2 separate regions of the Homo sapiens genome follow, and region 2 is linked to region 1. A link is a loop called in an ENCODE intact Hi-C map of the cell type or tissue named here. Cell type or tissue: PC-9. All regions are shown on one strand. Each heading gives the region's core, and the rest is flanking DNA. Links, peaks and the distances in the headings are about the cores only.

Region 1 (16,067 bases), core at 9,164-14,163:
ATTTTGGAAATGATGGGACAACACCCCAGGGCCCTGTGCCACAGCCCACACCCCACCCATCCATGGCTGGCCCTGGAGGAGGCTCCCAACTCAAGACCCCCACCTCCACATCTCAAGTGCACAGGCTGGGGTTAGCAAGGAGCCGCCAAGCAGCACCCACGGACTAGGCCGGCCTCTGGCCTCTGCTCCCATGTGCTGTCCATCCCGGCTCCAGGGCGAGGCCTGCATCCTGGTGGATTCCAGTTGGGATGGAGAGGAGTGGCTGGTTCAGGGAGGACCTCAGCCACGGGAGATGCCAGGCAGCTGCTTTCTTCCACCTGTGCTCTCAGCCAGCGGCTTGGGGCTTTTTTTTTTTTTTTTTTTTTTGAGATGGAGTCTCATTCTGTTGCCTAGGCTGGAGTGCAGTGGCATGATCTCAGCTCACAGCAACGTCTGCCTCCCAGGTTCAAGCGGTTCCCCTGCCTCAGCCTCCCAAGTAGCTGGGACTACAGGCATGAGCCACCGCGCCCGGCCAGGGACTTTCATCTCCCTCAGATGTCCCCTTGACCCCAGGCCCTCCTGCAGCTCCTCTCCTGACCCTCCCTGTCTAATTGTCCCTTCTGAAGCAATGGGTCCAGGCTGGGGCTGCTCTTGAGGGAGGACAGCCCAGCTGCCTCATGGCCATGTCCAGCTGTCCCAGCTCAGGAAGAGCCTCCAGGAATCCCTGGCCAGAGGTCAGCCTCAAACTGTCCCCAGGCACAGTAGATCCTCCACGCCGAGAGGCCCAGTAAGTGCCGATCTGAGGCAGCAAAGAGCCTGCCGGAAGGGCGGGTGGCAGGGAGGGACTCAAGGGAAGGAGTGTCCAGTTCCCAGGACGGCCACCTGCACGCTTGCAAAGGATACAGCTGGCCCCGACCACCAACCTGTTAGAGAAACAGAGAGAGAGCACATGTAAAGCTGAGGCCCTTATTGACCAAGTGCAGTCAGAGCAGAACCCCGCAGCCTTTGCCCAGGCCCTTGGTCAGCTCGTGGGCTCCAAGGTTACTGTTCAAACAGCTTGCCCCAGGGGACAAAGCCCACTTTCCAAGGCTACACTGTCAAGCATGTTGTGAATCAGCAAATCGCCTGGTGGTGAAGGGCGTGTGTGTCAGTGACAAGTGGTACCTGTCCCCTGGAAGGCACCCGGAGGCATGGAGAAACATCCACCAGAGCAGCACATGGCTTTCCTTCTCTCCCCCCGGGGCCTCCTGGGCTAGGGTGGAAGCTGGGAGATGCTTGGCAGGATGGGGAGGCCACCAGACCGCAAGGGAAGACATCATCTGAGCAAAGCACTCTCAAGACCACAGAAGGCTGGGCCCTTCCATGTGCCAGAGGCACATCCAACCCTATCACAGCTAGGCGCAGGGCCAGGAGGGCCAGCTCCCCAGAGAGGGGACTGAAGGACCCCAGGGACAAGGGAGGCAGCACAGGACACTGCGACCAGCAGTCATTGGAAATATTTGCTCTTGTAGTGAAAACCCTCTATTGTTCAACCCCACACTCCACATGTGTTTTGCATGCACATGTACTCACGCACACTTGTATGTGCACACATGCCACACACCTGCATGCACATACTCTTACACGGGCACAAATGTACACACACACGCACATACTCGCATGGGTACATTCATTCATATATACATATGCACACACTCATGTAGACACATGCATGCACACACATGCAAACGGGCACAGAACCTAACACGAACAAGAACTCCCAGCGGGGCAGCTGCACGTGGGTGGGCTCCCACATTACCCTTCAGTCTTTGAACAAGAGGAGGTGATGTAAGGACGGATAAGCCCAATGTCATTGCTAATCCCAGCAGGTACTAATGATATAATTCCATTTCAAAACACGGTGTATCCCTTGGAATCATTCTGCAGGTGCCCTGCGGGAAGCATCTGGCATGCAGCTTCCTCACTGTGGCTGGGGACAGAACCGCACCACTGTCAGGATTAGGGTGAGCAGACAGAGCTCTGTTGGCCGGCTGAGCACAAGGTGGTTACATGCCTCACTCAGCATGTGAGGACAGCGAAGGGGGACCCTGGGACCCCCAGCCAAGCAGGATTGCAGAGATGCATTCCCAGCCCCGCTCAGGGCCGGCAACACTTGGGAAACAGGCACCACGGTATGCACGCACTTCCACACATGCACACACACATAGGCACCACATACACATCTCTACACGGAAGTGCACTTCCAAAATGGCGAAACCAAACTCTTTTTGGACTTGCTATATGCAGTGAAAGGTACAAGCTTTTGTTTAAGATATGAAGTTATGGCCAGGTGCGGTGGCTCACGCCTGTAATCCCAGCACTTTGGGAGGCCGAAGCAGGCAGATCACGAGGTCAGGAGATCGAGACCATCCTGGCTAACATGGTGAAACCCCATCTCTACTAAAAATACAAAAAATTAGCTGAGCATGGCGATGTGCGCCTGTAGTCCCAGCTGCTGGGGAGGCCGAGACAGGAGAATGGTGTAAACCCAGGAGGTGGAGCTTGCAGTGAGCCAAGATCGTGTCACTGCACTCCAGCCTGGGCAACAGAGCAAGACTCCATCACAAAAAAAAAAAAAAGATATGAAGTTATGAGTTACTGCAAATATAAACAGAACTCTGCTGCTTTGCATATCCTGCCCTAAATGCAAGGGTGTAACTGGGCGAGAGCCCATTGTGTGGTGCCCTTTGCCCCCTGCTCCCAGAGGTGGCTGTGCATGGGCTAGATGCTTCCTGCTGGGCTGTGCAGGCACTGGCAGAGTGAGGCCAATGCATCCCCTCTGTGGGCAGCTGGGCCCCTGCACGTCAGGGCCTTCCTGGCCCTGAAGGCCAACCCTTCTCCAGGAATGGGCCCTGCAGCTGCAGGATGGGGGCCAGGCTGCTCTCCGGGCCTCCTAGCTCATTGCTAGGGATACAGCAACACACCCTCCTGATTTTGCCACAAATGTTTGCTGTCTCTGCCACCGACGTGTACATCCCCACCTCCTACACGATGCTGACCCACCAGGCCTGGATTGGAGCGGGGGCAGGTGACTCTCCAGGCCCTCCCTCGGAGTCCCCCAGTGCCCGGGCCTCCTGTCCTGGCACCCACGGGGCACAGGAGAAGCTCCCGCCTCAAGGGCCACCTTCAAAGTCACAGGTGCCCCCATCCCTCAGCTGCCAGCTCTGAATCAGCAACTGAGGGTACAGCTAGGAGGAGGTGGGTGCAGTGGGCATATTCCCGAGTGGGCATCCTTGACCCTATGTGTTCGGCTGAAATCTCTCAACAAAAGCTCACGTCTCGCTCGTGTGGAGGGTCATTTTGGGCCTCTTCTTGTTGTCATGAGCAAGGATTATTGACAGCATTGGTTTTCACTGTACGCCTCCCCGCATTGATCAAATTATGTGAATGTTTACCCTTTGAAGAATGCAGGATACGAGAATTCCAACAGAGAACTCCGTTCAGACCAGCTAAAGTAAAAAAATGCCCGAGCAAAATAAGACAGACACCAAAGCCTCCAGATCACAGGGATAGAGAGTACCCAAAGACAGGGACCTACAGACACCTTCTTCAGGCCATTCACGGCCCAGCAGGGGTAGGGACAGACAGGAACGTGGTGCAGCAACCAACTCAAGCCATGACTGGCCACAGGAAGTCAGAGGTGCTGGCCACAGAAGTCAGGGGACCAGCTCACAGGACCTGGGGGTAGGGGGCTGGAACCACTCAACTTACCGCTGCATTAAAAGACCCAGAGGTTGGGTGCGGTGGGTCATGTGTGCAATCCCAGCACTCTGGGAGGCCAAGGTGGACAGACTGCTTGAGCCCGGGAGTTCAAGACCAGCCTGAGCAATACAGCTTGTCCCCATCTCTACAAACTAAAAAAATTACTGGGGCATGGTGGTATGCACCTGTAGTCCCGGCTACTCGGGAGGCTGAGGAAGGAGGATCACTTGAGCCTAGGAGTTTGAGGCTGCAGTAAGCTGCACTCCAGCCCGGGAAACAGAGTGAGACCCTGTCTCTAAAACAAACAAAACAAAACAAATAAAAATCAGTTTTCCATGTGATCCCAGCAGCTCAGCTCTCTGTGCTTTTTGGTGTGCAAACATTTTCCAAAGAGGCATAATAACTACTGCAGGATGAGCCTAATCACAGGGCAGGCTTTCTTGTTCAAAATTGGAATGGGGGGAGGAAGCAGAAACAAAAGCATTAATTCAGGCCCACGAAGCCTAGGCTTAAAGAGCAATCCATCTGCCTCTTGAGCTTGAAGGCCTGCTCTCCAGAGGGAATACTCACACAAAGTGAGTCTCATGGGAGGCACCTGGCCCCTTGGAGGTCCTGCCAGCCCAGGAAATACCAGATGGGCCGCCAAGCTGCAGATGCCCCAGGGAGGCAGCACAGGGCTGGGGGTGCTACGAAGGCCTCCTTCCCCGGCTTGGCTGGAACCCCGCCGCCCCACCCAACCCCTCAGGGGCAGATGCTGGGCCGGAGCCTCTGTGTGCTGGCCCTGTAACAAATGCCACTGAAAGCCCTACCTTGTCATGTCTTAGCCACAGGGACGCACACAGAGAGGTGGCGGGGGCTTTGCAGTCTGGTAACAAGCCCCAGGAGGACAGCTGGTCTCCCTATTGCTGAACACAAGGACATCCCATCACACCAGCGGAATGTGCCACTTAAATTAAATTTTCTCCCAAATGGCTGTGGTTCTTCCCAAGATAAAATTTATCTTCTTCCCTCTTGTGCTTAGGAAGAGAGAAAAATGATCGCAGTACCTGGCTGGCTTCCGGACTTCCTAAGGGTCAAATAAAAGCTCTTTCCATGACACACTGACAGGCAGCCTTAAACCAGCCCAAGTTATAAAAACACTCTGCCTCTTGGAGCCCCAGGAGTGCGAGGACAGACAGCAGCAGGCTGGTGGAGCAGCCTCAGAGGGTGGACAGGCCTGGCTGGCTGCAGCCCCTCCCCCAGGGCCCAGTGTGTGGGCTGGTCAGCCCCTGAGCCAGCCTGGCAGCTGCAGGAGAGGCTGGCCCCATGCTCTGTAAACCCCCACGGGGACCTGGGCAGGGGCTACAGAGCTGGCAGCAGGAACAGGCAGACCCTGGTTGTTTCCGGGAAGCAGTACCTCCGTTATCGGACCTGAGAGGAGGCTGCGGTCTCATTCACGCCCTCGGCCCCATCCCAGTGTTGCCAGCTCAGAGCCCTGCTTTGCAGAAAGCGGACCTACAGACACAGCAAGAGGGAGGACTAGAATAGAGGGACCACAATTCCCTATATTGGGGTTAGGGCACCTGAGCTCCAAAACCTGGCACTGAGGGAGAAGACGAAGCCCAGGGCCGTGGGTGTGCAAGAGGCAGAGACAAGGCACACTGGCGGGGCCCAAGTCCCTGCCGGGTGCGGAGGCTTCCCGGTGGAGGCAGCCCTCCAGGTCAGGAAGTGGCAGGAAGATTGTGCGGCTGTGGGACTGGAGTTGGAGCTCAGCTCCTTGGCCCCCCTTAATTGCCAGGCCCCTCTGGGCCTCGGGCTCCTCTTGGCTGCACTTGGATCCCGACCCCCAGTGCCTGCCTCTGTAAAGGAGCTCCCCGGTGTGGGCTCACCATCCTCGCCTTCCACATTCCTCCACCTGCCGGGGGCTTGCTCTGTGGAATGGAAGGTTTGGTTTGCAAGGCTGCATGCCCCCTCTGAGCCTAGTCATTTGGGGTCACGTGCCCCTCCGCACCCCTGCCTCCCTGCAGTGGCCATTGTTCCCAGAGGGGCTCCACTGCCTGCCCAGGGTCACTGTACCTCCCCAGAAACCTCCTCTCTTCTTCAACCTGTCTTGCAGTTCCAGAGAAGGAAAGACACAACACAGCAGAAAAGGCAAACGGGCTGGCACAAGGCGGGCATCTGCATGGCAGAGGCGGAGCAGGAGCCGACCTGGAGTCCTTCCCAGGGTCCCCACCAAGACTGGGAGGACAGTCCCTTGCGCCAGGGCGTGGCTATGGGAGTGGGGCAGCCAGAACGTCCCCCGCCCCACCCCAGTGCACTCAAGGGTCCTGCTCACCCACCCACAAGCTCACACTGCTTTTTCAGGAGTTTTCTGAGTTTTCTGCACGTCTTCCTCACCCTCCTAGGTTACAAACCAGGTGCTCAGCCCACTCTGGTCAACAGGTATGGCCCCATTTTGCCAGCATATGGCTGTTTAGTGAAGTGCACTGTTTAATTCTGTCTCCCCTTGACTGAGCTTGGACACGATCCCCCTGCCTCTGCCATCTGTCCAGCCCTGGGCTCCCTAAGACCTGGATGCAAACAAAGGAGGAAGGGGGCTCCCAACTTGGGGCCCGAGGTGCACTGTGATGCCTGAGTGGCCTCTCTGGGGCAAAAGTGGCATGGTACGACCTTGCAGGCTGGGTCCCAGGCCCCACTGTGGGCACCACTCGCCAGATCTGGAGCTCCCGGCAGTGGGCCCCACACAGACGTGCGCTGAAAGGAGTTCCTGGTGGCAGCCTGTGCCTGTAGTAGAGAGGGACGAGGGAGGCCTCGTGCACGCCGCAGAGCCCACCGAGGGCCTGGGGCCAGGGGGACAGGGAGCCTCCTTGGTGGAGGAGCCAACCAGGGGACAGAGTGCCCACTGCAGGAGGGGCACTGTGATGCCAGGCACCGTGAGTTGCGCACCTGGCCTCCAGGATGGGACCAGGTAGAAATGTCCCACCCGACTACGGGAGGCACTCAGGGGCCAGGGGAGCAGCCCCGGGGTCCATATTAATTTCAGCTCCATTTTAAAGGCGAGTTAAAATAAACATGGGGAATATTTATAAGGCAAATAAATCTGGCAGAAACAGCCCCTCCAAGTGTGAGTGGAGGCCTCCCCTCAGCCCCAGCCCAAGCTGATAAAATACAGAAATGCTACTGTAGACCCTCCGGGCTTATTTTGACTGCAGCAGAGGAATGTAACATGTAAACACTGACTCCCATATTACACTGTTACAACTTGCATTAACAGCGCCGGACAAAAGCCGCATTTTCACAGAAGCATCGTACAGGGATATATCTCCAGCTTAATTTTTAAAAAAACCATTTCCTCACATAAATCATGCTCAGAATGAAACGGGTGACTGATACATTGCAAACACTTTTTTTCTTAAACAATAACATACCTAGATTCCTTCTAAACGAAAGAGCTTTAAAAAAAATCTTCTAAATGTTTTTTTTCTGAAGAAAATAAACACTGCAGTTTCTTTTCTGAACAAAATATCTGGAGCTGTGTCTTCCCGGCCGAGCCAGCTGCCCCCAGCACAGGGTTGCAGAGGAGCGCTCCCCAAGCCCCAGCCACCTTGCTAGGGAGACAGCAAGGCCAGGGCACCCAGAGCACCGGGCCCCCTCCCCAGGCCCAAGCGGGCAGCCTCTGAGGGGAACAGGCACAACGAGGGTGGTGAAAGTGCTGGGCTGCAGTGACCGTCACCGAAGACCCCAGTACATCGAGGGGCCCAGCAGACATCCTGGGGCTGCCAGACATCCAAGGCCATTTCCCTGAAGGTCCAGCAGACAAAGCATCCTGCAGGGGCTGGAGGGGCATCCAGACTCCACCCAGAGAAGCCTACGTGAAAGACAACCAGAGGCACAGGCAGAACTCAGGACGCCGAGTGAGAACAGTGCCTCGAGATGGGCACTGGGGCCCGGGCAACCCATCTCCACCACACCGCAGAAGAAGTGCAGCCAGCCCAAGGAAGTAAAAGAAAATCCGACTTGTGGACGCCCATAAGGAAAATACAGGGCTTAAAAAAAAAAAAAAAAAATCTTGGGGGTGGGGCAGGCCTTTCTGAACATGCAATAAATCAAAAAGCCACTAAGTGTAAAAGATTTAAGTTACATTAAAAAAAACTTAAACCATTTGTACATCACACAAGTTAAAAGACACTAGAAGCTGAGAAAATCTGCACCACAAGCGACAGAGGATCACATCCCTAATACACAAACCAGCTGGAGGGTAAGAAGAGATAAGAGAAGAGAAAAGCCAGACGTGAAAGTGGACAAGGACCATGCTGGCGATTTGTGCAGCACACATGGGCATGCTCACAGACACGCTCATCTCAAATGAGGCTGTGACACGAGGCTTTTCAGGTAAATGTGTGAAAAGACCACTGATCACAGCAAATGCAAACAGAGTCAGATCATGTGTAACTCAGCAGATAGTCAAAGATTAAAAAAACAGTCTGGGTGCCGTAGCTCACACCTGTAATCCCAGCACTTTGAGGGGCCAGGGTGATCACTTGAGCCCAGGAGTTCAAGACTAGCCTGGGCCACATAGCGAGTCCTTGCCCTAAAAAAAATAATCATTAGCTGGGCGTGGTGGCGAGCGCCTGTAATCCCAGCTACTCAGGAGGCTGAGGCAGGAGAATTGCTTGAATCCAGGAGATCAAGGCTGCAGCGAGCCATGATCGCACCACTGCACTCCAGCCTGGGCGACAGAGCAAGACCCTGTCTCAAAGATAAAAAAACAGATAACCCAGAAATTATGGCATAACAGGAAAAAGTGATTGGTGTGACAACAGAAAAACTTAAAATTTCTGCATGAAATACTATCACCAAGTCCAAAGACAAACCACGATCAGTGGGTCCAATGGAAGGCAGCAGGCAGTCGATGGAAACCAGCACAAGCTCAGCACAGTCTCAGGAGAGTGTGGGCGCCGTGGGTAGCAGTGACCACTCTCAGGAGAGTGTGGGCGCCGTGGGTAGCAGTGACCGCTCTCAGGAGGGTGTGGGCGCCGTGGATAGCAGTGACGGCTCTCAGGAGAGTGTGGGCACCGTAAGTAGCAGTGACCGCTCTCAGGAGAGTGTGGGCACCGTGGGTAGCAGTGACCGCTCTCAGGAGAGTGTGGGCGCACCGTAAGTAGCAGTGACCGCTCTCAGGAGAGTGTGGGCGCCGTGGATAGCAGTGACGGCTCTCAGGAGAGTGTGGGCGCCATGGGTAGCAGTGACGGCTCTCAGGAGAGTGTGGGCACCATGGGTAGCACTGACCGCTCTCAGGAGAGTGTGGGCGCACCATGAGTAGCAGTGACCGCTCTCAGGAGAGTGTGGGCGCCGTGAGTAGCAGTGACCGCTCTCAGGAGAGTGTGGGCGCCGTGGGTAGCAGTGACCGCTCTCAGGAGGGTGTGGGCGCCGTGGATAGCAGTGACCGCTCTCAGGAGAGTGTGGGCACCGTAAGTAGCAGTGACCGCTCTCAGGAGAGTGTGGGCACCGTGGGTAGCAGTGACCGCTCTCAGGAGAGTGTGGGCGCACCGTAAGTAGCAGTGACCGCTCTCAGGAGAGTGTGGGCGCTGTGAGTAGCAGTGACCGCTCTCAGGAGAGTGTGGGTGCACCGTGGGTAGCAGTGACCGCTCTCAGGAGAGTGTGGGCGCCGTGGGTAGCAGTGACCGCTCTCAGGAGAGTGTGGGCGCCGTGGGTAGCAGTGACCGCTCTCAGGAGTGTGGGCGCCGTGGATAGCAGTGACCGCTCTCAGGAGAGTGTGGGCGCACCATGAGTAGCAGTGACCGCTCTCAGGAGAGTGTGGGCGCCGTGGGTAGCAGTGACCGCTCTCAGGAGAGTGTGGGCGCACCATGGGTAGCAGCGACCGCTCTCAGGAGAGTGTGGGCGCCGTGGGTAGCAGTGACCGCTCTCAGGAGAGTGTGGGCACCGTGGGTAGCAGTGACCGCTCTCAGGAGAGTGTGGGCGCCATGGGTAGCAGTGACCGCTCTCAGGAGAGTGTGGGCGCCGTGGGTAGCAGTGACCGCTCTCAGGAGAGTGTGGGCACACCATGGGTAGCAGTGACAGCTCTCAGGAGAGTGTGGGCGCCGTGGGTAGCAGTGACAGCTCTCAGGAGAGTGTGGGCGCCGTGGGGAGCAGTGACCGTTCTCAGGAGAGTGTGGGCGCCGTGGGTAGCAGTGACCGCTCTCAGGAGAGTGTGGGCGCCGTGGGTAGCAGTGACTGCTCTCAGGAGAGTGTGGGTGCACCGTGGGTAGCAGTGACCGCTCTCAGGAGAGTGTGGGCGCCGTGGGTAGCAGTGACTGCTCTCAGGAGAGTGTGGGCGCCATGGGTAGCAGTGACCACTGCCCAGGCCAGGGGTATGGGAGGAGAGGCTCCTTTCTGTTTTGTGTCTTATCAAAAAGCTGATGCCTGAGTTACCAAGGACAGGGAAGCAGGCAGAGTACACATGGAATTGGCCTGTCAGCACAAAGTGTTAAGACGGAAGGGCAGCTCCCCTTGTAAAGCGTATAAGACCACCTCACAGCCACTAGGATGGCCACTGTCAAAAAAACAGAAAACATCAAGAAAACAGTTTAAAGGAAAAAATAAAAATTAAAGAAAGAAAAACAGAAAACAACATGCACTGGCGAGGATGTGGGGAGCCCAGAGTCCTCCTGAACTGCTGGTGAGAATGTAAGATGGTGTGGGCGCTGTTGGGAACAGGATGGAGGTTCCTCAAGACCATAAGATCCAGCAATCCCACTTCTGGGTTTGCATCCAAAAGAACTGAAAGGTCTTCAAGAGGTATTTGCACACCTATGTTCACGGCAGCACTGCTCACAACAGCCAAGAAGCAGAGGCAACTTGGGTGTCCACTGACAGATGAATGGATAAACAAAATGTGGTGTGCCTGTACAATGGAATATTACTCAGTCTTAAAAAGAAGGAAATGCAGATACAACATGGATGAAAAGAGTTCCAGACATGGATAGTGGTGATGGTTTCACGACATTATTAATACATTTAATACCATTGAACTGTATACTTAAAAATGGTTAACGTGGGCTGGGCGTGGTGGCTCACCCCTGTAATCCCAGCACTTTGGAAGGCCAAGGCAGGTGGATCACCTGAGGTCAGGAGTTTGAGACCAGCCTGGCCAACATGGTGAAACCCCATCTCCACTAAAAACACAAAAAATTAGCGGGGTGTGGTGGCAGACACCTGTAGTCCCGGCTACTCAGAGGGCTGAGACAGGAGAATCGCTTGAACCCGGGAGGCAGAGGTTGCAGTGAGCCGAGATCGCACCACTGCACTCCAGCCTGGGCAACAGAGTGAGACTCTGTTTCAAAAAAAAAAAAAAAAAAGGTTAAAGTGGTAAATTTTATACTATGTCTGTTTTATCACAATGAATAATTGGGAAAATGTGTCAGAAGCACTTCTGATGGTAAACAGATGCACCTCCAAGGTTTTCACTGCAGCATTGATAATGATGAAGAAGAGAAACTACTGAGATGCTCATTAACAAGAGAAAGGTCAAAGGAACTATACCACATCCATTCAAGGGAATCCAGTCCTGACCCCACACAAAGATGCCCCGTGAAGTGTGAAACAATGACAAGCAGAGCATGTGACACACCACTCACACACACACACACCACTCACACACACACACCACACACACACATAACCACTCACACACTACTCACATACACACACCACACACACACACCACACACACCACTCACACACACACACCACACACACCACTCACACACCACTCACATACACACACCATTCACACACACACCACTCACACACACTACTCACACACACTGCTCACACACACCACACACACCACGCACACACACCACTCACACACACACCACACACACCCACACCCTTCACACACACACACCACACACACCACACACACACCACTCACACACACCACTCACACACACACCACACACCACACACACCCACACCCTTCACACACACACCACACACACACCACTCACACACACCACTCACACACACACACACCACACACCCACACCCTTCACACACACACACCACTCACACACCACACACACACACCACTCACACACACACCACACACACCATTCACACACACACACCACACACATCTGCACGCACACCATGCACATTCGGGCACACACAGAAGTGGGACCCTTTTCCACTGATATTTTCTCCTGGGGAAGGCTCGAGACTGCTATTGACCAAGCCTCTGCCGCCCTCTGGTGGTCTCTCTGCTCCCTGCCAACATGAAGTCTCCACACCCCACAGGCAGGAGCTGCCTGGACCTGGGACCTCGGGATGGCCCACTCTGTGGGCATCGGAATGCACTTAGTGACTCTGCACCTGCTCCCATGGGGAGTGAGAGCCACTTGCACGCTGCTAGCCTCCCTTCCACAATCAAGATGTTGTTTCTGAGGCCTTTGGAGTCTTTGCTAGATTTCAGGGAAACCCAATGTACAAATCAGAAGACAGTGAGGGTGTTAGATGAGGGCTGGGATAGGGATTGCTGGCTCTCCCCTCCTTAATGTTCTCCCTGATGTCCTTGAGGGGACCCACTGGAACCCCAGGGCTCCTGGGAACCCCATTTGACAACCACTGACCTAGATAACAAACAGCTGACTCCATTTATATGGCAGTCCTGTTATTGTTATTACCTCCAAGGCAGCCACAGGACAGAGTAAATCAACAGCCCTGCAGAGGGGCACAAGTCACAGGTTTATTGTTTAGTTTTGAGACAAGGTCTCACTCTCCCAGGCTGAGCGCAGTGGTGCAATCACAGCTCACTGCAGCCTCAACCTCCTGGGCTCAAGCAATCCTCCCACCTAAAGCCTCCCAAGTAGCTGGGACTACAGGTGCACAGTACTATGCTCGGTTAATATTTTCAGATTTTTGTAGGCTGGGTGTGGTGGCTCACGCTTGTAATCCCAGCACTTTAGGAGGACGAGGTGGGCGGATCACCTGAGGTCAGGAGTTCAAGACCAGCCTGACCAAGATGGTGAAACCCCATTTCTACTAAAAATACAAAAATTAGCCAGATGTGGTGGTGGGCGCCTGTAATTTCAGCTACTTTGGAGGCTGAAGCAGGAGAATCACTTGAACCTGGGAGGCAGGGATTGCAGTGAGCCAAGATTGGGCCATTGCAATTCAGTTTGGGGGACAGAGTGAGAATTCACCTAAAAAAAAAAGCCAAAAAAAAAACCAAAACAGATTTTTGTAGAGTAGAGGTCTCACTATATTGCCCAGGCTGATGCTGATCTCGAACTCCTGGCCTCAAGCAATCCTCCCGCTCAGTCTCCCAAAGTGCTAGGCTAACAAGCATGAGCCACCACACCTGGCCACAAATAACAGGCCTTTTTTCCTTCTTTTGGGTAAACCGGAAAGAAAGCCCCAGGAGCCCAGCACCAGCACAGGCTCTAAGGGTCCAGTGCTCACTCTGGTGAACAAAAAGAGGACCCCACCAAGCACGCGCAGGCCTTACGTTTTTCCAGGGGATTCCTTCAGCCAGAAGATGTCATCACTTGTGATTCCATATTCCAAGGCACCTTCGATCTGTCAAGACAGAAATGACCCCTTGGACAAGAGCTCCATTTGGCCTGTCCTAGGGCTTCCTTAAAGAGGATGCCAGCTTTGCAGAATCAAGCAGAGCTTTCCCAGGGCACACATGCACAGGGCTTCCCTGCTGCCAGTCCTTGTCTGCAGGCTGTGGCCTCTTTGGGGCTGCAGGTGGCCTGTCTGCATCTAAGCTGCTGCACTCCAGGTCCCGGTGCCCTCGCAGGGTACCTTTCCCCTCTGTTCCCCAGGACCCTCCCCTTGACCCTGGTTCAGAGCAGGATACAGGGCCTGAGGTGGGTACAGCAACTGCAGGGGCCATACAGGCAGACAGCTGGGACCCCTCAAGTCTGCCCGGGTTCTGGACAGACACATCAAACAGACAGGGGCATGCAGCCCCAGGGAGCAACACCTGGGTTCTGGGGGATCCAAACTCAGAGAGAGGAAGTGGGGAGAGAACAGGTCAGCAAATCAGGGCCAGCAGAGCTCAGGTGTGTCTGCGCGGCAGGGGTGGCCTACAAGGCCAGCCAGAGGAGAGGAGGCACAGGGGGTAAGTGCCACAGGCTGAGGTGGGCAGGGACTGAGGGGCAGCTCTGAGGGCACCTGGCTGAAGCCAGGACGGACTTCACACTCTCGAGGGCTGGCCCGGGTGGGCTCTGAGCCCAGAAATCATACAGGTCACCTGAAGAGGGGCGGCCAAGCAGGTGGGAGGCCCAGGGTGAACGTCCCCTTAGCGGCCATGAGAACAAGATGTGCTGGTGGAGGAAGCGGATCTCAAACAGTTTATGCTTCCAACTGGCAAAAAAAAATAAAGTCAGGAATTTCTCAGGTTTACTCAAGGAAAACCGAAAGGTCTGGCAATCAAAGGGACTAAAACGCAAGCAAGCCTTGGCAGACACCCTGGGAGGGCGTGGCAGGGAGAGCGAAGCAGCCCTGAGCTGCCTGCCTCCTAAGGACCAGGAGCGCCTGCTGGATCCCCTGTGAGCCCAAAGAGCCGTCAGCAGCTGCCCGTGAGGTGCAGAGCAGGGCCGGGCCAGGCCAGGGCCCCTGTGCAGTGCTCCCTGGTGCGGATGCACGTGCAGCTCTGCCTGGGGCCTCAGAGAAACCCAATGACCGCTGGGCTGCTGGAAGCTGGCTGTGGCCTTCTTTAAGCAGAACCACCATGAGCCCAGCTGCCAGGAGAGGGGATCACTGGGACCCTGTCTGCAGCAGCTGCCTTGAACAACTGCACAGTGTCATCCTACAAAGTCACGCAGCCCTGAGCCCCACCTCTGTGCATAAGCAACCTGCCCCCTCTAGAGGCTGCTGTGGCTGCCTGGCGGCCAGACAAGTCCCACGGCCTCTAAGGACTGGGGGTGCTTGTGCTCCTCGGGGCCGCTCCTTTCCCTGTTTCCACAGTAAGCACAGGACGAAGTGGAGGCTGGGGTCACATCCAAGAAGTGGCAGAACCTCCCCTTGCTCTGCCTCCACCGGACTGCCCCTGGGTCTAAGTCAGAGGTGGTGTGGCCTCCAGGCCGAGAGAGCCGTGGTCTTCAAGAGCTTGGCTGCAGCCTACTTAGAGGCTTGGAGCAGGCGGCACACGGTTCCCTGGGAGACCCGTGGGGACTGGTCTCAGCCAAACCTCTCTGCTCACCCCCAGCCCATTTGCTTTCCCTGCTGCAGCTGCCCCCCAACCCCTCACCCCGGGGCCCCTTCCTCAACTCTGCCCCCACAACCCACAAGACTGGGCCAGGAGTTATTCACCTCTCTGTTAAAAACAGCGATAAAACTGGCAAGAACTGGGAGATTCAGAATTATGGAAATTAACCACAGGCTTGCAGCAACACAGGGAACATTTAAAGTCAGGAAAAACAGCTGAAGCTGAGTGAGAATGGGAACTCCAGGGTGTTTTAACTCACTCTGGTCCCACTCCCACCTCAGCGGCAGCCCTGAACAGTGATGTGTCAGAGAGAGCAGAACTCAGCTGGGGTCTTTCAAAGCCCCCCCACAAAGAAGAGTCAGAGTCAGCAACTATAGGGTCATCTTCATCCAACTTCACCGGAGCTCAGCCAGGGCTAAAAGCCTTTCTCTGGGGGCATTTGTCTGAGGTTTTCTTCTCACAGCTGCCTGAGGGGATAGGTAACAGTTAGAGCCAACAACAGACTGCCCAAAAAGCTTCAAAGGAAAAGCCAAAGTATGAGATGTCTGCTGGAGCTTTGAAAGGTTCCAGCATATTCCTGGGAACCTAGGCCAGGCGCATGCACAGCACTGTGCACACATCAGGAAGGACCAACGAGGCCCTGAACCCTCACCTCCAGCTGACCTTGATCTCTGCAGAAGCAGGAAGTGAAGGCTAGGGCAGAGCTGTCTGCTGCCTGTTGAGTGTGGAAGGCATCCCCTCCAAACGCACACAGAGCCCTCAGCAAAGACCGGGAGAGTTCTTAGTTTAGGGAAATCTCCATGCAGTTCTTAGCTGACCACTAAGCTAACCAAGTAAAGACTTCAGTGGCCACATACATCAAAGAATAAGAGTCTACAAAGTCAGTTCCGAAAAGTCACCAAATAAGCAGCTGTAACAACAGAATCCTGGGGCAGAGGGAGAATCTGGTTTCCAAAGTTATCGCATTAAATTATTTGAAATGTTCAGCTTTCAATAAAAAAATTACAAGATACGTGAAGAAACAAGAAACCATGACCCTTACACCCCACTGGAAGGAATGTAAAACACAGTCATTGTGGAAAACAGTCTGAGGTTCCTTGAAACGTTCCTTGAAAGATTCAACATAAAGTTACCACATGACCCAGCA
Region 2 (16,067 bases), core at 6,332-11,331, 280 kb before region 1:
AGAGTCCTGATAGATTATTCTCGCACCCCTGGTTCTGGCTTTCCCCCCATTGTTTCAATTGCCCTTTTAATCACCACGATCTCAGTCAAGGTCAAGGCTGCTGTTTCATGTACCCGTGCCCCGCCTGCCCTCCTCTGCCGCGGATTCCCATGGGGATGTGTGTGGCTGCATGACCACCCTTCCGTGTCACCAATCACACCGAGCAGCCCTGAAGCCAGCGTGGGGTGTCGGCAGGGTGGTGGCACTCGGCATTTCCCAGCCTCTTCTTGGATGCCTGGGGTCCTCTCTGCAGGGTTTGGTGAGGCCCTGCTGGGGTGAGAGCCCTTGGCAGCCCCAACTGTGTCTGATCACAGGCGAAGCATTTATGAGGCAGCTGGGTCCCATAACAGAAACAGGGAAACCAGAGGCAGAAGTGACATTACGAAGTGGCTTACGGCGCTGCTAAGTCAGGGTTGGGGTAGCAAAGCGTCATATAGGGAACTGAAATGCTTTTCAGCGCACAATAGCAGTGAACTGGATGGGAATCTTCGGGCCGAGAGAAGTCCAGGCAGAGGCGTTAAAAAGTTTAGGCAAGGAAAAGGAGTGAAGGGCTGGACCTGGTGGGGTGGGGTCCCATTCCCAGGAGAGTCGGCCCTGCCCCAGCAGCTTCCAGCTGGAGCCTTCAAGGACCTGGAGGGGGCAGGACCAACCCCTCCACCCTCCCTGCCCTTCACCCTCAAGTTCACCTGCAGGGCTGTCTTCTTGCTTACTAAGGCCTGGGAGAGTTTAATTCCAAAGCAGAGGATGATGACTGGAGAAACGGATGCCTGGTTGAGTCACTTCTGGGGGCTCAGCATTGGAATCCCTCTGTAACCTCCCAGAAGCAGAAGTGGTGGCGTCCAAGGCTGCCCAGGCCCCTCCAGTGATGAGGAGCCCAGACCCTACAACACGCCTTTGCCCCCTGCACACCCTTCCTGCTGACAGCCCCATCCCATGCTCCTCCCCATCTGACCCGTGTGTGTGTGTGTGTGTGTGTGTGTGTGTGTGTGTGTGTGTGTGCGCCCCCCACCCCCGCAGACCTCCCGAGACAGCTCTGGCAGCCCCACCTGCCAGGGGTCAAGTGCAATTCCTCTGGAAGTAGCATCTTTCACATGGAAACGTTCCTTTATTTTCAGTAGTTATGGTCGTCAGCGAGCCCTCTTAAAGGAGTCAGGTGTCCTGCTTTTGTTAAAATGACGTTGTCTCCTAACTCTTAGAGAAGAGGAAAAATGTCTCTGCCCAGCTGGCATGCTGGGGCACAGACCACTGAAGCCAAGGCTTTGGACTCGGGGGTTCTGGAGGCTGGAGGAAGGGAGAAGGGGATGCAGCGCAGCGTGTTGTGTGTGCATAGTGCTCCAGGGACTCCAGAGGAGAAAGGAGTCCCTGGGGAAGAGACATGGGTCTGCCTCTTATCCTAAGTGCTTTCTGGTGCTCCAGGGAGAAGTGTTTCTTGTCTGAGATGTGGCAGACATTTAGAATCATTGCTCAGAACTGTCTCATCTTAAACCTTTTAACCAGAAAGTACAGAACCATTGCTCCAGGGGAAATACAAGCTTGTGAGAGCTTCTGTTTGCAACATTTCATTCACTAATCCATACATAACCTTGTTGTGTGTCTGTTTCTGTTGAAAGACACTTTAATATATATTATTGCTTCTTTAATGTATTCACCACCAGCAACACCATAACTCTTGCCTGAACGCAGCTCATCTAACACACATATTTTCCGCATACAGTTCATTGCAGCCTTTTTTTTTTTTGAGATGGAGTCTCGCTTTGTTGCCAAGCTGGAGTGTAGTGGCGGGTTCAAGCGGTTCTCCTGCCTCAGCCTCCCGAGCAGCTGGGATGACAGGTGCCTGCCACCACGCCCGGCTAATTTTTGTATTTTTAGGAGAGACAGGGTTTCACCATGTCGGCCAGGATGGTCTCAAACTCTTAACCTCATGATCCACCCGCCTCAGCCTCCCAAAGTGCTGGGATTACAGGCGTAAGCCACCACACTCGGCCTTTTTTTTTTTTTTTTAAGAGATGGGGATCTTGTTCTGTCACTCAGGTTGGAGGGCAGTGGCATGATCACAGGTCACTGCAGCCTTGACCTCCTGGGCTCAAGTGATTGCCCACCTCAGCCTCCCAAGTAGCTGGGACCACAGGCACACGCCACCACATCCGGCTCATCACAGCCTGTTTGTGCTTAGGAACACTAGACAGCCCTCAAGGTCTTTACCTATAAAGTAGAGATGTCAGAGATGTCAGAGGCACTTGAACCAGAGCAACTCCATCTTGAATAGGGGCTAGGTAAAATAAGGCTGAGACTTACTGGGCTGCATTCTCAGACAGTCTTTTTTTTTTTTTTTTTTTTTTTTTTTGAGACGGAGTCTCACTCGGTTTCCCAGGCTGGGGTGTAATGGCGTGATCTTGGCTCACTGCAACTACCACCACCCAGGTTCAAGCAATTCTCCTACCTTAGCCTCCTGAGTAGCTGGGACTACAGGTGTGCATGACCACGCCTGGCTAAGTTTTGTATTTTTAGTAGAGACGGGGTTTCGCCATGTTGGCCAGGCTGGTCTCGAACTCCTGGCCTCAGGTAATCCACCCACCGTGGCCTCCGAAAGTACTGGGATTACAGGTGTGAGCCACCACTCCTGGCCCCTCCGGTTAGGCATTCTAAGTCACAGGATGAGATAGGAGGTTGCTGCAAGATACAGGTCATAAAGACCTTGCAGATTAAAACAGGTTGCAGTAAAGAAGCAGGCTAAAAAGCCATCAAAACCAAGATGGTGATGAGAATGACCTCTGGTCATTCTCACTGCTACACTCTCAAACTGTCAACAATTTGACAATTTACAAATGCCATGGCAATGTCAGGAAGTTACTCTGTATGGTCTAAAAAAGGGAGGCATGAATAACCCACCCCTTGTTTAGCATATAATCAAGAAGAAACCATAAAAATAAGCAACCGAGGCCGGGCATGGTGGCTCACGTCTGTAATCCCACCACTTTGGGAGGCCGAGGCGGGCGGATCACAAGGTCAGGAGATCAAGACCATCCTGGCCAACATGGTGAAACCCAACTCTACTAAAATGCAGAAAAAATTAGTTGGGTATGGTGGTGCGCACCTGTAGTCCCAGCTACTCCGGAGGCTGAGGTAGGGGAATTGCTTGAACCCGGGAGGTGGAGGTTGCAGTGAGCTGAGATCGTGCCACTGCACTCCAGCCTGGCAACAGAGCGAGACTCCGTCTCAAATTAAAAAAAAACAAAAAACAAAAAAAAAAGCAACCAGCATCCCTCAGGGCTGCTCTGACCATGGAGCAGCCATTCTTTATTCCTTCACTTTCTTAATAAACTTGCTTTCACTTTACTCTATGGACTCGCCCCTAATTCTTTCTTCCTCGAGATCCAAGAACCCTCTCTTGGGATCTGAATTGGGACCACTTTCCGGGAACAGAGACAGCAGGGCAATGGCCAGAGGCCACATGAGACAGTCAGTAGTGTATGGAGGCGGCAGCAGGTGCCCAGAGGCATCCCCGGCCCACCCCCAGAGCCTGGCCTGACATCCAGGCCTCGCAGGCTTCAGGCCAGGACCCTACCAGCAACCCCCCACCCCCGAGCACCCCAGGTGTGTATGGGTGGGTGGGGCCTCCCGTCAGCCCACCCAGGGGCCTGTCACACCCCTGCTGCACACAGCCTCTGCACTCTGGACTGCATGCTGGAGCCCGTGGGCATCAGAGCCACGGGCTGGGCTTGGCAGGATGCACCTCCCAGCAACGGTGTGCTCACTTCTCCTGTCCTCCCCTGGCTCTGATGACACTGTGAGGCAGCAAACCAGGGTCCTGAAGGGACCTCTAAAGATACAGTGTGTGCAGGGACCCTGCCCAGGGTGAGAGCAGCTGGAGCTCTTGCCGTGATCATCTCAGGCTGCCCAGGTGAAGGTGTTTCCCCAACAGCCCTGGCCACAGAGGAGGCCAGGCCTCTTCCCTGCCCACCAGTCTCATGGCCCTCCAGCCTTCCCTCCCGCCACCTGGGCCAGGGCCAAGAGTCTTGGAGGGAGGTTCTTATTGCTACCAGGTGACCCCTGCTCCTGGCTGGCATGGAGCAAAGTCACCCTTGCTATCAATTTAACACAGATGAAAGATCATGCTTGTTCCCATTCCCACCACCTGGACATCCTCCTCTCCTGGACCCTACAGCCTGCGTGGGGGGTGCATTTGCAGGAATGGACCTTGCCTCCCTGGAGTACCTCTTGGCTTACAGCCCCATCCTCCCTGGGGTCTGCTATCCTACTGACCTGAGCGTGCACACTGCTGATCTCCTGACCCACTGTTTAGGAAAATCACTCCTTTCCAAGCCTCCTGTTTCCTTGCAAATGCTCTAGAGCAGGGGTCCCCAACCCCTGGGGTCACAGGAATGGGCCACACAGTAGGAGGTAAGGCGCAGGCAAGCAAATGAAGCTTCATCTGTAACAGCTGCTCACTGCTTGAATTACCCCCTGAACTCTGCCTCCCATCAGATCAGCAGCGGCATTATATTCCCATAGGAGCACAAACCCTATTGTGAACTGTGCATGTGGGGGATCCAGGCTGTGTGCTCACGAGAATCGAATGCCTGCTGATCTGTCACTGTCTCCCATCGCCCCCAGATGGGACCATCTAGTTGCAGGAAAACAAGCCCAGGGCTCCCACTGATGCTACATTATGGTGAATTGTATAGTTATTTCATTATATATTACAATGTAATAACGATGTCATAATGAGAATATAATAATAACAGAAGTAAAGTGCACAATAAAAATGTAATGCACTTGAATCATCACAAAACCACCACTCCACCCTCGGTCTGTGGAAAAATTGTGTTCCACAAAACCAGTCCCTGGTGCCAAAAGGCTGGGGACCGCTGCTCTAAGGCATAGCAGTCTTTAACCTTTTGGGGCACCATGGAGACTTGCATAGCCTGATGAGCTCTGTGGACCCCTTAGAACTGCTGATGTGTGTCGCTTACATTCAGAGATGGAGAAAATGCTAAACCTTAGTGAAAATAAAGATGCTTTTTCTCCCATCCAAGCTCCTGAGTGCCCTGAATGCCACCCATGGGGACCTTGGGGAAGCCCTAGGACAGGGATGTAGGTACAGATTGACAGTCCAGAGCTGCCATCAGGGAGAAGCATTTGCAAAGCACAGGCTCTGCAAATGGGGTCTACTTCCTCCATCCCCCAAGCCTGTCTTCTGCTTCACTTTGCCAAGACTCTGCCTTGCCCCAGTGTTGGAGCAGGATGCCAGATGGCAAGATGGGCTTATGGGCTGGGTCTTCTGTTTGGTCGCGGCAGAGCCCATGGCAGCTGTAGGAACTTTGACGGGGAAGGGGCAGGGGCGGGAGCAAACCTGTAGCGTGAAAGTATGTGAACGCTCTGTCATGGAGGGCACCCCAGGCCGTGTCCAGGCCAGCTTCACCCTGTCTCTGGGAGAAGGAAGCCTGGTCAGAGCTGAGGAGGCTCCAGGGCACCAGGCCTTGTCCCTCTTGCGCCTGGGCGTGATGCTCCCCAATGGCGTGCGCCAGTCCTGGGACCATTGCTGCCGGCCGTGTGTCTTCTTCCAGGGTGCAGAATCCCTTGTCAAGCTGGGTGGTTTGATGCCAGCCCCTGGGCCTCGAAGCTCCCTTCCTGATGGAGTGCTGCCATTTGGAAGGGGTAACTTTCGTGGTCATTTTTTTAAATCATGGTAAAATATACATAACTACATAACATAAAATTTACCATTCTTCCTTTTCTTTTCTTTTCTTTTCAGACGGAGTCTCGCTCTTTCGCCCAGGCGGGACTGCAGTGGCGTTCTCTCGGCTCACTGCAAGCTCCGCCTCCCGTGTTCACGCCATTCTCCTGCGTCAGCCTCCCGAGCAGGGGACTATAGGCGCCCGCCACCGCGCCTGGCTAATTTTTTGTATTTTTAGTAGAGACGGGGTTTCATTGTGTTAGCCAAAATGGTCTTGATCTCCTGACCTATTGATCCGCCCGCCTCGGCCTCCCAAAGTGCTGGGATTACAGGCGTGAGCCACCGCACCCGGCCAAAATTTACCATTCTTTCTAACCATTTTAAAGTGTACAGTTCTGTGGTATTAAGTACATTAACACTGTTGTACAACCAGCACCACTGCCCATTTCCAGAAGGTCTTCATCTTCCTAAACTGTAATTCTGTGCCCATTAAACTCCCCATGTCTTCTTCTCCCAGCCCCTGGCAACCACGATTCTACTTTCTGTCTCTGGGAATTTGACGACTCTTATAATTGGAGTCATGCAACTTTTGTGTCTGGTTGGTTTTACTCAGCAGAATGTCGTTTCATCCATATTGTGGCCTGTGTCAGAAGTTCCTTCCTGTCAAAGGCGGAATGATACTCCATGGCAGGTTTACACCACATTTTGTTTTTCCACTCATCCGTGGAGAGACACTGGGTGGGTCCCTCCTTTTGGCTGTTGAGAATGATGCTGCTGTGAATGAAGTGGTTAGAAGGGGGCTTTCAGACGTGTGAAAGGTGTCTTTGGGAATTTTAATTTCAGCTCCCACAAATGAGTAAAATTTGTCTTTCTGTGCCTGGCTTATTTCACTTAACATAATGATCTCCAATTCCATCCATGCTGTTGCAAATGATAGGATCTCACTCTTTTTTCATGGCTTCGTAGTACTCCACGGTGTATTTGTACCACATTGGCTTCACCCATTCGTCTGTTGATGTTCGACACCTTATTATTATCGACTGTAGTCACCCTGCTGTGTAATAGATCTCTTTTCTTTTTTATTGATATTTCAGAATTGTGCATATTTTGGGGCACATATGATATTTTGATACATGTATATAATCTATAATGTTCTAATCAGGGTCGTTGGGTTATTCATCTCCTCAAACATTTGTTTTTTCTTTGTGTTGGGAACATTCCAATTCTAGTTATTTTGAAATATACAGTCCGGGCGTGGTGGCTCATGCCTGTAATCCCAGCACTTTGGGAGACTGAGACAGGTGGATCACCTGAGATCAGGAGTTCGAGACCAGCTTAGCCAACATGGTGAAACCCCGTCTCTACTAAAAAATACAAAAAATTAGCTGGGCGCAGTGGCAGGCACCTGTAATCCCAGCTACTCAGGAGGCTAAGGCAGGAGAATCTCTTGAACCTGGGAGACGGAGGTTGCAGTGAGCTGAGATTGTGCCACTGCACTCCAGCCTGGGCAACAGAGTGAGACTCCGTCTCAAAACAAAACAAAACAACCCCAGAAATACACAATTCATTATCGTTAACTATAACTTTCCTACTCTACTTTCAAATACTAGAACTTATTCCTTCTACCTATATTTTTTAATCCCTGGTGATCTCTTTTCTTATGGGAGCAGTGTGCGCCCTGATGGTGTAAGGTGGAAACCCGCCCCTTGTTGGAACCAGGATTGAATATCACCGCACAGGAGCTGAAGGTTCCCACCCGGCAACGTCCCCCCTTGGCTGTGAAGCAGAGAGCCCAGGGCTGCTCGTTTCCAGTAGTCCTCCTGGCAGAGCACCGCTGAGGAGGGTGGTGAGGGGAGGAGAAGATGCATTCTGCAGGGAGAAGCATCATAGTGGGGGCCGGGGACTCTCCTGCGTCTCCTAATTGCCCGACTGTCATGTGACCGATCAGTGCACTCCGAGCATTACACAGAGCAGTCATCCAAAGAGAGGCAGCGCCTCACAGCCCTTGGCTGGAGAGGAGAATGGAGGCTGGAGGCTCCAGAAATTTGGGATGGGAGGAGAAAAGGAAACAGAGGTGCCCCTTCCCCTGTCTTATTGCAGGGAATCAGTAAAACGACTACTGGAGTTCACTGGCTTCTCTGAATCTTTGTAGAATTTCTCCTGCACCTCTGATCCCATCCAGCTGCAGACACAGTGCCTGTTCAGCAGGGTGTGTGTGCAGACCACGGACTCACAGACGGGGACCCTGGGGACCCCAGGTTCTCTCCCCTCACTGAGGACAAGAGAGGGGCCCCCACCCCATGTTAATGATGCGGGGCCTGCAGGGACCTTAAGTTGCATTAGCATGGCATGGAACAAGAGAGAAAATTCAGAACCTCCAGCTTGTGATATGCAACAACCAAAAATGTGGCTGAGTGTGGCCGCCTTGCAAAGGCCTGGGCCCTCTTTAATGGGTGCTTGCTGCCCTCTAGTGGAGAGATGAGGACGGGGGGTGGGCGAGCTTGCTCAAGGACACTCACTGGGGAAGGGCGGTTTGCAGACAGGTGTCGTGTTTTGGTATATATGTGTGTATGTGTGTTATGTGTTAGGTGCTGCGAGCATATGAAATGAATTACAACGTTGTTATGGGCTGTACTGTGTTCCCCCAAATTCACTTGTTGAAGTCCTAAGCCCTGCTCCCTTAGAATGTGGCTGTATTTGGAGACAGGGTCTGTAAAGACCTGAATGAATTAAAATGAGGTCATTAGTGTGGGCCCTGATCCCGTATGACGGGTCTTCTTCTTCTTCTTCTTTTTTTCTATAACATCTAAAGTGAGATTTATTTGTGTTAAGCTTTCAGAACATTTCAGAACATTTGCTGCGACTCAGGTAAAAATAGGTAAGTATTCACAGAATATGTTAAGTCTAGAGTTCAGAAAGTTATTTCAACTAAAATAGGTCAATCCTCACATCTGAAATCACTTAGACATTACTGATGTATTTGGAAGTGTTTCTGTATAGATATTTTAGGCTGACGGTGCTCAGTGCTTTAGGGGGTCAGGTAAACCCAGTTCTCGTTTGTTCAGCGGTGCCTCATTTCCACTACATAAAGCTTGTTCTCCAGTTCCACCACCAATGCCTACTTTACGTGATGTTGCACTGTGTTGGTGCCATGTAAGGTGATTATATTATGAAAGGCCTCTAGACCACCTTGTTCAAATGTAACAGCTGGTTTCAGTAATTCCAGGAGCAAGGGAACTGTCTCCAACAATTCTCAGGTTGATAAATTTGATTTTCCAAGTATTCTCCACAAAAGGGCAGCAGGTGAGCCCAAAACTTTGTTCAAAAATGCCCAAGCAAGTGTTCCCTCGATGTCCCAGCAGTTCCCAGCAGTTCCAACCATCACCAGCCCATGAAGAGAAGAAGTACATTTCTACATTGGGCTGAGAAAAAGAAATTCTTCTTTTACTAGTGACGGCAAACGGAGACTCATGATTTCTGTCCCATGGTAGTCCATCCCTTTTTTTTTTTTTTTTTTGACGGAGTCTCGCTCTGTTGCCCAGGCTGGAGTGCAGTGGCATGATCTCGGCTCACTGCAAGCTCCACCTCCCGGGTTCACGCCATTCTCCTGCCTTAGCCTTCCCAGTAGGGGACTATAGGTGCCCACCACCACGCCCGGCTAATTGTTTGTATTTTTAGTAGAGACGGTGTTTCATTGCGTTAGCCAAGATGGTGTTGATCTCCTGACCTCGTGATCCGCCCGCCTCGGCCTCCCAAAGTGCTGGGATTACAGGCGTGAGTCACCGCGCCTGACCTCTTTTTTTTTTTTTTTTGAGACAGAGTCTTGCTTGGTTGTCCAGGCTGGAGTGCAGTGGCGTGATCTCGGGGCACTGCAGCCTCTGCCTCCCAGGTTCAAGTGATTCCCTGACTCAGCCTTCCGAGTAGTTGGGACCACAGGCATGTGCCACCACACCTGGCTAATTTTTGTATTTTTAGCAGAGATGGGGTTTCACCATGTTGGCCAGGCTGGTCTCAAACTCCTGACCTCAAGTGATCCACCCACCTCAGCCTCCCAAAGTGCTGGTGTGAGCCACCACACCCAGCCAGTCTATCACGTTTTGTTCTGACTTGTTGTAATAGAATCTAAGCTGAGTCTATCACGTTTTGTTCTGACTTGTTGTAATAGAATCTAAGCTGGACATCATGCTGTGGTTCCCATTCATCTTGAGGTGGTCCCAGGAAAGAATTGTGAGAATTAAGAAGTCCAAAGACCCGGTGACAGAATTCTCCCAGGCAATGAAAATCAACCTTTTCAGCTTTTTAATCTTTTGCCTGCTGTCGAAAGAGCTGGATGTCCTCTGTCTTTGTAACTGGCTCTGGTGTTTCCTTCAATTTTGGCTGTGATTGCTTTTATACGCTAAATAAGACTGTGTTTTTTAGTAACTGGAGGTATAACAACCACCCCCTGGTGTTGCCAAGTACTTAAATGTGACCAGAAAGGTGGACGTTTTTACGCCTCAGAAGTTCTGCCCTTGGACTGTCCACTAACATTACATGAAAGGTGCTCCAAATCCTCAAATCAGCAAGTGCTGCCCATGACATGGATAATCCCGGAAGCTGCGCCATTGTCACTGCCACCACCTCCTGGCGGGCCCAGCTGCCTAAGCCTGTGTAGTGGTTCCGAAACGGGAAAGGTTCCTTTGTCCGCCTTGCAGGGTGTGGGATGGGGGTGTGGCTCGTTTCTTCTGTGTCCTGCTTCTCCCACCGCTAGAGGGGGCATACAGATGGGCAGGTTGTGGGGCTCAGGCCCCACAGCAGGGTCTAGAGATGAATGTTTACAGCTGAAGCCCCAGTTGGCGTATGCTACTGTTTGTTCTTTTAGTTTTGCTGTCTATAGGCGGCTTGTGTTAACCAGCTCAATTAGACCCTCTACTTGTCGCGTGGACAGAGGGCTTTCTGTATCCCGGGTTCTTGCCTTGGTGTACCGGAAGAGTCGGATCACACATGAGCTTGGATAATGGGTGCAAGGTTTTATTGAGTGGAAGTAGCTCTCAGCAGATGGGGGAACCAGAAGACAGATGGTTTTCCCCTGGAGTGGGGCAGCTGGGTGGCCCAGACACTCTTCCGACTCCCGGCCAAACTCCACGTCATTCCGCGATCAGTGGCATGCCTGTGCCTGTGGGCGCATTCCTCTCGCCAGCCGGCCACTTGTGGATTCCTCCGCCAGTGTGCTCCTCTCCACGTCCAGCCGCTCCTGTCTCTGCCTTGCTAGGGTCTGGGTTTTTATAGGCGCCCGATGGGGCGTGGCAGCAAGAGCGGTCTTGGAAAATGTAAGGCAGGAAATGCCTGTCCTCACTTAGGTCCGTGGGGGTGGAGCCTTAGTAAGAAACGGTCTTTGCTTTGGGAGGCCAAAGTGGGAGGATCACTTGAGCCCAGGAGTTTGAGACTAGCCTGGACAACACAATAAGATCCTGTTTCTACCAAAAAAATTAACCAGGTGTGGTGTTGTGTACCTGTAGTCACAGCTACTGAGAAGGCTGAGGTAGCAGGGTCAGAAAACGCCCTCCTATACCCGCACTTCCCTTGGCACTTCCCTTACCCCCTTCCGTATCATTTAAAGGGACCATGCTTCTCCCTTCTCAGCATTTCCGTATCAGTTTCAGAGCAGTGGATCTGCCATGGTGGCAGGGATTCCCCAGGATTCTGCCTAAGCGGGGTCTGAGACTAACTGGGTTCTAGGCCCCGAACCCCCTCCACTCCCAGGCTCCAGTGACCTGGGGTCAGCATGAGGCTTGGGAAGGAGTGGCTGTGTTCCATGGCACAGGTCTGCCCTTACATTGGTGGTCTTTGGGCTGCACCAGGCAATTGGTGACGGTGCTGCACAGGGCCATGAATCTCCTCATTGTCCAGTAGCCCAAGTAGGTTACGACAGCCCTCCGTCTCTGGAGAGCTGAGTCCTGACATCTCGACCCCCGGGACAGAGGGAGAGGACGATGGCAATAATGTTGCCCCTGTGGCCCACCAGGCCCGCACCTTGGCAACACACACCAGAAGTCATGGCAAGTGTTCTTATAAGAAGAAGAGATTAGGCCTATAATCCCAGTGCTTTGGGAGGCCAAAATGGGAGGATCGCTTGAGCCCAGGAGTTTGAGACTAGCCTGAACAGCAGAGTGAGATCCCATTTCTACCAAAAAAAAGTTAGCCAGGTGTGGTCTTGTATATCTGTAGTCACAGCTACTCAGAAGGCTGAGGTAGCAGGGTCACTTGAGCCCAGGAATTCAAGACCAGCCTGGGCAATATAGCAAGACCCTGTCTCTACAAAAAATTCAAAAATTAGCCTGGGACTATGCCTGTAGTCCCAGCTACTTGGGAGGCAGAGGTGGGAGGATCATTTGAGCCCTGCAGTGAGCTACGATCATGCGACTGTGCTGCAGCCTGGATGACAGAGCAAAACCCTGTCTCAAAGAAGGAGAAGAAGAGATTAGGACCCAGACAGGCACAGAGGAAAAGGAAAGACCCCGTGAGAACGCAGGGAGAGAACGGCCATTGACAAGCCAGGGAGAGAGGCCTGAGAAGGACCAACCCTTCCAGCCTCCAGGACTGCAAGGAGTAGGTGTCTGTTGTTTAAGGCGCCCAGCCTGTGGTACTTCATCATGGCAGCCCCAGCAGACTAACACACACGGATTCTGTCCTTCAGGAGCCAGTATTTGTAGATAAATCATGACTGAATGGCAGTGGTGAGCAAAACTTAATGGCCCTTGCCAGCTTCCAAACGCCCAGCGCTTTCTGCGTGCACCCTCAGGCAGTGGCATCGGGCACACAACCATTCCTAGCTCAGGAAACCAAGGGGAAGAGGTTCCGCTGCAGGCCCGGGAGCCCAGCCGATCCCAAAGACTAAAGACCTAAGCCCCGGGCTTCCCAGAGGAGGGGCACAGCCTTTTGAAAGCAAGAGGAACTTCTGACAAGGTGAGCAGGGTGAGGAAGTTATTGATTTTGATTTTGATTTCCCCTGAATTCTCTATAAAAATAGAGGGGGCAACCAGAACCCAGGTAGTGAAACCAAAGCCCATGTTGGAATTTACAACCTAGTGAGGGGAGGCCGCGGCCTCGGGGCGAATCCATGAGGGGTTGGCATGTGTGGTGGGGGGAGTGCTGGGGGAGACTGGGGGACATGGCAGCGGGATGGGGAGGGGAAGATAACACCAAGCAGAGGAGAACGAGGACGCAAGGAGAAGGAGACGGCGGACTGCAGAACGAGCAGAGGAGCGCAACAGATGCTGGCAGGCCGCAGAGAAGGGGCACCCTCCTTTAAGTTTAAGGACGCAAATTTCAAGGTCAAATCCTATGCAAAGGATTATAAGTGTATTACAAGAAAAAAGAAAATAGGACGAATAATGTAAAATGGATGAAAACTATGCCCTAATCATCATGTCCAAACAAACTTTAAACAAGAAACTGATACAAGATACGTGACAACATACATACATTTCTCTGAACTTAAAACTTTTAAAAAATTGAAAATGAATGGCAAGAAATTAGGAAAGGGTTGTAATGAATATTTAAATATCATTTCAGAGATGAATATTAAACAAGAAAGACAGGAGCAAATAGACAAGGGCCTAAGAGAAATAGAAGTTGAAAAGAAAGAAAATCTTTGAGCATAAAGAAAAGAGAAACACGTAAAATCTCACTACAGACCAGCGCTAACAGAAGAACATTTCAACTTGATGACAGGGAACACTAGTTTTGAATCTTGATTAAGCAAAAAGTTTCTCCTGTGCACACAAGAGGAATTCCAAGGATAACAAGTGTTGATGAGGTAGTGGGAAATTAGAACCCTTGTGCACTGTTCATGGGAATGCAAAATGGTACAGTATGGGGATTCCTCAAAAAATTAAAAATAGGGCCAGGCAAGGTGGCTCACACCTGTAATCCTACCACTTTGGGAGGCTGAGGCGGGAGGATCACTTGAGGCCAGGAGTTCAAGACCAGCCTGGGTAATATAGTGAGACCCTGTCTCTACAAAAGAAAAAAAAAAAATTAGCCAGACAAGGTGATATGCACCTGTGGTCCTGGCTACTCAGGAGGCTGAGGCAACAGGATCACTTGAGCCAAGGGGTTCAATTTTGCAGTGAGCCATGATTGTACCACTGCACTCCAGCCTGGGTGACAGCAAGACCCTGTTTCAAAAAAATAAATAAACTAGAATGACCACGTGATCCAGCAGTTTTATTTGTCAGTATGCCGGAAAGGTTTGAAAAGCAAGGTCTCCAGGAGGTACCTGCACACCCATGTTCACAGCAGCATCATTCACAACAGCCAACCTAACCTGGGTTGCTTGGGGAGGAGCAACCTAAGTGTCAGTCAACAGAAGAACAGATGAACGAAGTGTGGTTTATACATACACTGGAAAATTTAGCCTCAAAAAGGAAAGGAATTCTGATACATGCCCTAATATTGATGAACCTTGAGGTCATTATGCTCAGTGAAATAAGCCAATCACACAAAAGACAAATACCGTATGATTCCATTTATATGAGGTGCCATGTGTGGTCAAACCCATAGAGACAGAAAGCAGAACGGTGGTTGCCAGGGGCTGGGGAGGTGGGGATGGAGCATTGGCATCTAATGGGACAGTCTCGGTTTTACACAATGACAAAGCTCTGGAGGTGGGTGTGGTGAGAGCCGAATGTGAATGCACTTATTGCCCCTGAACTGCATGCTTAGAAATGGTCAGAGTGGTGAATGTTATGCGTATTCTACCACAATTTAAATAACTTAATTAAAAACAATTCCATTCTTCTCATTAGTAGACCTATCTTATGAAAAACTGTACTCTTATTATATTTGAATTTCATCAATAAAAATTGTGTGGAAATGTGTTTGTCTCTTGTGATGTAAGTACCTACATGGTATCTCCAGTTTTGGCTCTTCTCCTGCAAGGTCTGAAACATATTCTCTCTGGCCCCGCACAGAAAACAGTTCCGGACCCTTCCTCTAGAACAGGGTTCGGCATGCGGCAGATGCCCAGGAAAGAGTGAAGGACCAAGCTTCCTCCCTTCTTCACCGGATCCCTCTGGCAGCTTCGGGTCCAGTGAAAGAGAACCCAGGCCAGTCCCTTCTCCGTGAGCCTCGCCCCACAAACACCGGCCTCCCTTGCCTCATCTCTCGCATCTTAAATCTCTTTCACCTACGAACCGACTCAAGCATCAGCCTTAGAAGGATGCCCTGGGCCCCGTTCCTCTGTCCATGCACATCCAGGCTCTACCCCGGGAGTTCAAGGCCACCTTCAGTTCCTATATCCTGTCCCTGCTCTCTGTGACCTCTGACCCCACAGCCCCAGGTCTCTAAGCGTCCTCCCACCTGAGCCGCTGCTCAGGCCAGCCCCGAGCAGCCCTCTGTGGGTCCTGATTCCCAAAGAGCATGATCCCAGGTCTTTCTGGGTCCCTCCCACCTTGCCCTACTTCATGCTTCCGTGCCTAGCCACACCCCTGCACAACCTGTGATCTGGCCTCAGGAAATCTGTTTCTCATGTCTGCTGTATAGGCTTGGCTGCCCATGGCAGCAGGAAGAACCTCGCCTCCCTTGCTCACACAGCAAAGGCGTTTAGGCCTCATATTGGGGAAGCCCAGGGTGGGAGGCCCCTGACTCTTTGGACCCATGACGACATCAAGAGTATCTTCGTATCTGTGCTCTGCCATCCTCAGCTGGCTTTCCTCAGCTGCCATTTCAGTCTTCACACCAGATGTGATGGTGTCCCAGGAAGAAGAGGCCATCTCTTCCCATGGCTCTCTTCGTCAATAGAGAGTACATTCTAGAAGCCCCGTGGTAGGCTTCCCTATGGCTTGCACAGGACTGAATCACAGAACTGTGTCCTCAGCAGTCACTGGCAGGGGACAGGGGTCACCCGAACTGGGTGGAGGCCCGAACCTGACACCCCTGAGCTGTGCTAAGCAGAGGGCTCCTGAACAGAATTGAGATTGAGGCCACAGGGCCAGGCTGACTCCCTCCTGCCCCACGTGCTCTCCGGTGAGACCCTGCTTGGTCTGCAAAGCCGAGCTCGATGCCCTCCCTACCTCTTCTCTCCTAGGCCTCATCCACGGCCTTGTCTTGGGCCAGACAGCCATGTGCCATGTCTGTCCTCCCATGCAGCATCTGCACCGTGGGGGTGGGGGGGGAGATTCTCTGCCACGTTCAGCACCTCAAAGGCAGGGGGTGCATTTCACTCAGCTCTGCATCCTGTGCACCCTCAGCCATGCCGGCAGAGCATGTGTGGGGAAGGGCCCGAGGGACCCCAGGGAAGGAAGAGCACTGTGTCTGCATCCAGAAGAAAGTTCTGAAAAAAATGGGAACCTCTGTGACTACAATGAAC

What was found. Hi-C counts contacts between places; a loop is a spot of excess contacts. Peaks named below come from ENCODE experiments on the same cell type or tissue, not always from the same donor. Only the 100,000 strongest peaks of a DNase experiment are listed, where the experiment ranks them.
Region 2: a loop joins it to region 1, with 8 times the contacts of the local background. A loop is called at or near these places in 4 of 110 quality-filtered maps.

What each region holds. Positions count from the first base shown.
Region 1 is chr22:19,898,167-19,914,233 of GRCh38, forward strand. It overlaps TXNRD2 (thioredoxin reductase 2), which reads right to left. Exons shown (of 18, transcript NM_006440.5): 8 at 13,211-13,281; 9 at 883-902. Among named protein-coding and RNA genes, the nearest start is that of COMT, 36 kb to the right of the region's middle. RefSeq lists enhancers at 4,213-5,149, 8,700-9,899. In PC-9, for the core only: CTCF peaks have their summits at 11,958 (motif pointing left) and 12,158; no DNase peak of the experiment used is centred there.
Region 2 is chr22:19,621,916-19,637,982 of GRCh38, forward strand. It overlaps the pseudogene LOC100129254. Among named protein-coding and RNA genes, the nearest start is that of LINC00895, 63 kb to the left of the region's middle. RefSeq lists a cis regulatory region at 5,587-5,667. In PC-9, for the core only: CTCF peaks have their summits at 8,216 (motif pointing left) and 10,430; no DNase peak of the experiment used is centred there.